2 separate regions of the Homo sapiens genome follow, and region 2 is linked to region 1. Evidence: chromatin contacts called from ENCODE Hi-C or POLR2A ChIA-PET data. All regions are on one chromosome and are shown on one strand. Each heading gives the region's core, a stretch centred on a gene start or an enhancer-like site at or near the end of the contact. The rest is flanking DNA. Distances are from core to core; before and after follow the strand shown.

What was found. A loop is a pair of places that touch in the nucleus more often than their neighbours do. ChIA-PET counts read pairs that join two places held with the same protein, here RNA polymerase II (POLR2A). Pooled maps may share reads with other maps.
Region 2: a loop to region 1 is called in a map with no recorded cell type, with 9 times the contacts of the local background. The contact joins the promoter of LINC00960 here to the promoter of LINC02018 in region 1. A Hi-C loop is called at or near these places in 1 of 37 single-sample maps with no recorded cell type and 1 of 50 pooled maps. POLR2A ChIA-PET finds 5 or more read pairs at or near these places in 1 of 52 experiments (WTC11).

The regions. Positions count from the first base shown.
Region 1 is chr3:75,433,357-75,436,863 of GRCh38, reverse strand. LINC02018 (long intergenic non-protein coding RNA 2018) reads right to left here and starts at 1,556. Exons shown (of 3, transcript NR_151705.1): 1 at 1,451-1,556. It also overlaps the pseudogene FAM86DP. RefSeq lists silencers at 843-1,272, 1,593-2,002 and enhancers at 1,343-1,522, 2,233-2,292.
Region 2 is chr3:75,670,745-75,674,251 of GRCh38, reverse strand. It overlaps LINC00960 (long intergenic non-protein coding RNA 960), which reads right to left and starts at 1,971. Exons shown (of 5, transcript NR_040005.1): 1 at 1,483-1,971; 2 at 1,014-1,058; 3 at 246-405.

The sequences.
Region 1 (3,507 bases), core at 307-2,806:
GCTCAAGTGCCTCTCATCTGAAAGAGGTAATAAGATTTTATCTGTCTCCTCATCTACCTTTTGCAAGTATACTTAACAAATTAGCTCTCGAGACTCTTCCAAATGGAGTTTTATGAGGAATTTGCTAAGGTAAACGTTTTAGACTTTGAACACAGTTCAGATTTCGGGGGCAGTACTGAAATCTGAACTGTGTTGCTAACTGCCCTGCCTTTCAACTCAAGACACAATAACTTTGAACTAAAATAATTATATTTTTGTTGTTTTCCACTCTGTCCCCACGTCTATATCACCACCACCCCCCCATCCCACCCCGCAGGAGCTAACTCCTCTTTCCTGTCCCTGCAAGATCAAAACTCCTCCTGCAAGCCCCGCTAGCTCTGTCTGCTCATCTTTGTGGCAGATATCGCTATTGTACTTTTATACTCATTTGTGTGATAAGTACTTCAATGTCCACTTCTTCCACGAGCCCCTGAGCCTCTGGAGGGCCCAGACCACACCTAGTCTTTCTCACCGTTACATCTCCCTTGTCAGGCACATGGTAGGTGCTTAATAAGTATTTGGTGAACGAATGGCTTGTTTGGAGACAGTCCAAAGGCTGGAGGACAGAGGGAAAGCTCCCTCCTTTCGGGCCCCAGACGGGTGGCGCTGATGGAGAGGTTAGGATAAGGCCTCCAGGACCGAAGCGTGCACCTGTAAGGCCCCTGCTAAAAAGACCTTCCTGAAGGCGGAGGTACTGCGAGAGTGTCTACGTTAGCCCAAGGCCTGACCCGACGATCCCAGGGACCCTCGCCCTAACTGGCCCCGCCTCCCGGGCCCCAAACCCAGACTCGGCCCCGCCCGAAGCTCCGGATCCTGGGGCCCGCCCCTGGCCCCGCGTCGGCCGACCGTGGGCTCGCTCCTGGGCGTGCCTCAAACCCTCCGCAGGTAACGCCTCCCAACTTGAGCCACATTCCGATCCCCTCCTCAAACCCCTCCCCGTTTCCCACACCCTGGATCCCTCGCTCCGTCTCGGCCCCGCCCCAAGCCCAGCTAGGTCTCGGCCCCTGAGCCCAGCCCCGACCGGCCTCCCAGTCCCTGGGTCCCTCCCGACACCGGCCCCTCCCTAAGCTCCGCCTCCCAGGGCCCGCCTCCTGAGCGCAGCTGGCAGCCCGGACTCGGCCCCGCCTCCTGGACCCTGGGCCCCTCCCCACGTCGGCCCGTCCAAAGCTCTGCCTCCCAGAGTCCGCGCACCGCCTGGCCATGTGCTACGACATAGTCAACCCCCCGCCCCGGCCCCGCCTCCTGAGCCCTTCTCTGGGTCTGGCCTTAGCCCCACCCTAAGACCTGTCTCCTGGGCTCTGCTCTGAGTCCCGCCTCCTGAACCCAATGGCGTTTATCCCCGCTCTAATGCTCGCCTCCAGGACTCTTATCCTGCCCACACGCAAGGCACCGCCTCCAGGACGCCACCAACCTGGACGCTTCTGAAGCCCAGCTTCCAGGATCGCCCTATCCTGACTCCGCCCCAGGACCCGCCAACCTGGACTCTACCCAGGACCTGCCCCAACGACGCTTATCCTGGCCCTACCCCAGGCCTCGCCCTCCTAACGCTCATCCTGGCCCCGCCCTACAGCCCGCCCCCAGGACGCTCCTCCTGACCCTACCCCCAGGCCCCGCCCCCTCTCTGCCGCCGCGCACTGCCCTGGGCCCACCCCCTCTTCAGTCCAGGCCCGGCTTCCGCCCGGTCTCCCGGCAACGCTGCGGCCCCGCCCACGTCATGGCGCCCGAGGAGAATGCGGGGACCGAACTCTTGCTGCAGAGTTTCGAGCGCCGCTTCCTGGCGGCGCGCACGCTGCGCTCCTTCCCCTGGCAGGGGGGCGGCGGGCGAGCGGAGAGGCCCGCGGGGCTCGCGGGAGTCCAGGGGCAGACGGGATGGGTCTCCGTGCTGAAACCCCCGGCGCTCCTGCCACGTGAGTTCCTGGGCTCTCCCCGGTCAGGGCCGCGAGACCCGGTCCCCGTCCCTGGGGCCTGGCCAGAGTCGCTCGCACCCCTCCTGCCCCGCGAGCTGGCGGCGGAAGATGAGGGCGTCTCCACCGCCTTGGGGGGGCAGACGCGTGCTCGGTGTGGGGTACAGTTCACGATCATTTTCACGACTTTTTAAAGGTAGTAATCGTTCTGGTCACTGGGACACAGCTGCCCTCGCCCATTCTAAAAAGTCAGCGCCCTCAGGCCCGCGGGTAACCACTTCATCCTGAGCACGGTGACCAGGTCACAGGCTGTCCCTCGTGCCTCAGTGTTCTCATCTGTATGTCGAGCACTGCACAGAATCGGATCATGCGCTGAGGCTTTCACGCCTGTGATGGAAGAGACAGAGAAGGGGGTGGCCTCTCCTCTCCCTGGGGACCTGCCATTCTCAGCACAGGCGCCTGGCAGGCAGCAGCCTCCCTTCTGCCAGCAGAGGGGCTTAATGCACCCCTCTCCATTTGTAATTCATGTGCAGTGAGCTCACTGGGATGAGTCAGTTCGGATATATATTCCTCCCTGGGTCTGCCCCATTTTATGGGGTGTTGCTTAATCATTTGCGTTATTCCATTGACATAAAATATTTAGCACTCAGAGATCAATTTTAGTCAGGAGAAATTTGTGCATTTTTAACCCAAAATAGAAACCTTCATAAAAGCATCATAGGTCTCCATTCAATATTGACTATAGTTGTTCACATGCCCACACTGAATGCTAACTTCGGCTCACCCTCAACACTGACGAGGTGGGTACTATTATTATCACTCACTTTTGACCAGAGAGATTGTTTGATTAGGGTGAAGTAGTTGAGAGTTCAGACCCAGGAGACAGCCTGCCTGCTTCGAATCCTGGCCCAACCCCTGGCCCTGTGTGACCTTGGGCAAGTGACTGCATCTCTCTGTGCTATTGTTTTCTTATTAATAAAATGGGGGATATAATGATACCTACCTCTTAGGGTTGTTGTCAGCGTTGAGTACAAAAGCCTGTGGATCAGTGCCTGGCTCATGGTAAATGCATGTCGGTGTTAGCTGGTGTTTTTATTCAGTCACAAAATGTTTAATAAATGCCTTCCATGAGCCAGGCACCATGGATCAGCAGTACCCATGATAGATGAGGCTCTGCTTGCATGGGAGAGCCAGAGAATAAACAAATAAATGAATAAACAAGAAAAGACCAGATGAGAGTGGCTTTAAAGCCAATAAAACAGGGAAATGGTGAATGGAGCAACTGGGGAGAAGAGTCACCAAGGTCGGGGAATCAGGGAAGCCTTCCCCAAAGAGGTGGTATTTGAACTGGGGCCTGAGTGGTGAGGCAGCCAGCCATGGGAAGGGCTTGGGGAACAGGATATGCAAAGGCCCTGTGGTGGAAACAAGCCAGCTATGGTTGAGGAAAAACAGCAAGGCAGCCAGTGTGGCTGGAGTGGAGTGAGCAGGGTGGGCCAGGGGTGAGGGAGAACAGGCCAGAGAGAGGGATTAGGACCAGGTCTTGTAGGGCCTTTTATGGCATGGA
Region 2 (3,507 bases), core at 722-3,221, 240 kb before region 1:
GGCTAGTAATCCAGAAAATTCTCCTGGATCTTGTTGAAGGCTGTCAAGGTGGTATTTCTCTGAGTCTGGAAGAATTACAGCATTATTGGGTATAAGGTACCCCATAAAGCAGATATGGCTTAGATCACAACCTAAGCCATATTTGACCCATATTTGACCCAAGTCTTTTCAAATATGTGAAAAGTCTTCCCAAGAAAGACAGCTACAAATAAGCCCAGACAGTGAAGACTACAATAAATACTCACCTTTTCTCTTTTTTAATTTTATTTTTTAAACCTCTCATATGGTGCTGCATGCCCAAGATTTTAATGTCCAGACACTGAAGAACATCTACTACCATCAACACCATCCAGGAAAAAAACATGACCTCACCAAGTGAACTAAATAAGGCACCAGGGACAAATCCTGGAGAAAAAGAGATATGTGACCTTTCAGACAGAGAATTCAACATAGCTGTAAAAAGAAAAAAAAAACCTGAAAGAAATTTAAGATAACAAAGTAAAGAAATTCCAAATTTTATCAGCTAAACTCAACAAAGAGATTGAAATAGTTACAACAAATTAAGCAGAAATTCTGGAGCTGAAAAATGCAATTGGCATGCTGAAGAATGCATTAGAGCCATTTAATAGCAGAATGGATCAAGCAGAAGAAATAGTGAGCTTGAAGACAGGCTATTTGAAAATACATAGAAGAGACAAAAGAAAAAGAATAAAAACAACAAATCATGCCTACAGGATCTAGAAAAATAGCCTCACAAAGACAGATCTAAGAGCTATTGGTTTTAAAGAAGATGTAGAGACAGAGGCAGGGGTAGAAAAATTTATTCAAAGGGATAATAACAGAAAACTTTCCAAACCTAGAGAAAGATATCCATATCCAACTACAAAAATGTTATAGGACATTAAGCAGATTTAACCCCAAAAAGACTATTTCAAAGCGTTCAGTAGATCCTCCAAAAGTCAAAGATAAGAAAAGTTCTAAAGGAAGAAAGAGAAAAGAAACAAGTAACATACCGGTGAGCTCCAACACGTCTGGCAGCCGACTTTACAGTGGAAGCCCTACCGGCCAGGAGAGAGAAGCAATAAATATTTAAAGTACTAAAGGAAAAAAACTTTTACCTTAGAATAGCATATACAGTGAAAGTGTTCTTCAAATAAAAAGAAATACTGACTTTTCCAGACAAACAAAAGCTGAAGTATTTTATGAATACCATGTCTGTCCTAAAGGAATGCTAAAGAGAGTACATTAATGAGCAATAAATGATCACCTAAAGGTAAAAAAATCCTCACTGCTAATAGGATACAAAACAAAACACAATATTATAACACTATAGCTGTGTGGTGTGCAAACTACTCTTATTCAAAGTAGGAATATTAAATAATATCCAATCAAAAGTAATAGCTACAACAACATTTCAAGACATAGCACAATAAAATATAAATAGAAACAACAAAAAGTTAAAAAGTGACGGGATGAGCATACCTGTCCTGAGCCGGCCGATGTGGTGGAAGCTCGGAGCTCGGGAGCCGGGGAAGCCCTGGAGCGTGGGCGGAAGGGAGGCCGCCCCGAGAGCCGGAAGCCTGGGCAAGGAATGGAGGCCTCGGGCGCCCCCCAGCAACAGCAGGGCGGCGCCACACTGGTCCTGCGCGAGGCTGGCCGCCGGCGACGGCGGGACGCTCTGGGAGGTCGGCGGAAAGCGCAGCGCCGCGACTGGCGGTGCTTAGGCTTAGAGGGGGAGAGCAGCCCGGCCACGGGCAAGCGGCTCCGGGGTGCCTGATCCCAGCCTCGCGGCCCCGGGTTGGTTATGACGCCTGGAATCAGGCGCGCGTATCTGGACCCGGCTCTTGGGCCAGCCAGGGGCCACTGCCATTGTCCACGTCCATACTACCCTGAACACGAGAGAAACCCAAGCGGCGGCCCGTGGGCACGCTCGGCGCCACTGCTCCCACCACAGGGACAGGCGCACTCGACAACTTTCAGGGCCCACAGCACCAAGAGGACAGGGAGGAGCCAACAAAGGAATGACGCTAGGAAACGCACGCCCAAAGCAACCAACCAATCCAAGTAAAAACACGTCTCAGGGCTCCGTTGGTTTTCCCGCGTGGGCGGCCCTGCCCTCCTGTTCTAGCCCGGCCCAGGCACCCTCCACCCTACCCTCGCCAAAGGGTCCCCTGTCTACCAGAGCAGAGCCTCCCTCTCCAAGGCTCTGTTGCTCCCCCTCTCTAGCTCCCTCACCCTCTCCCTTTCTCTACTTCCCTCTCCACCTTGCTCTCTCTCTCTCTCTCTCTCCCTCTCTCTCGCAGTTTCCCCGTCCCTCTCTGTCTCTCTCTCTCTCTCTGTCTCTCTCTCTCTCTCTCTCTCTCTCTCTCTCTCGCAGTTTCCCCGTCCCTCTCTGTCTCTCTCTCTATCGCTGTTTCTCTCTCTCCTTCCGTTTCTATCTCTCCATCCCTCTGTCCCTTGCTCTTCTTCAAGCTGTCTGTGTCTTTGTGTGTCTGCGTGTATGCTTGTGTTCCCGCGCGTGCGCCCGTATGTGTCTGTTTGGGAGTGGGTTTGCTAGTGATTGTGGTGGGGTGTGTCTGGATGTCCGTCAGTACCTTTGTCCTGGGATCAGGCTGCCAACTCTATTGCCAGCGCGTGGGTGTCATAGTTGCCGTGATAGTCTCACACACGCAGGTGTGTGGATCTCGTTCATTTTCATGTAGACAATGAGAGCGAAAGCACAGAGAAAAAGAAACGTCCCGTGCATCACGGCCTGAGGATGGATTCCTGTTTTCTGCAAAATGGGGAGTCTTCGATATAGCCTGTTTGAAAACTGGAAAGGAGAGCACCGACACGATGCTGGTCTTCCACGCATTCCTGGAAGTTTCTGGGTCCCCACAGAGCTCGGGAAACAGTCAACATGGTCACGCTTTCCGGGGGCGGCAGAGACTTGAGTAACAGGCACCTTTGCAGAGAGCAAAGAAACGTGGAATCCAGAATCACGCTTCACTTGGCCTGAGCGTGACTTCTGTGTGGATGGGACTATCCGCCTCGCGCTCTGTTGCAGGGCTAAACGTGGGGATATGTCATCTGTGAACCATGTGGATGAAAAACAGACAACCACCCGAGTCTCCGCTCATTGCTCTCTGGGGAATTCGCTCATTCCTTCGGAAACGGAATTCGTCTGAATCGCTCTGGGATGAAGTAACCCAGGCTGGCGATCCGGAGGGCCGCTGAGCTCCCCACCGGCCAACGGGGCTGTGGGCCCAGCACTTAGCCCGCACTGGGCACCCAACATTTTCCCGGATTGCTGGGTCCTGTTGGTTCTGGAGGCAGAAGACCGTTTTTCTGTCTGCCTTCGGTTCTCTGTTTCTTGCTCCTTTTGTCCCTCGGTCCATCCTGCCCTCTGTTCTTCCCTCCCTGCCCTGGTTTTTTCCTCCCTTTCTCCCTCTCTCCCTCTTCCTCTCCCTTCCAGGGTCCCTCCGTCCATCCATCCTTTCCTAGCTCCATCCTTCCGTCCCACTCTGT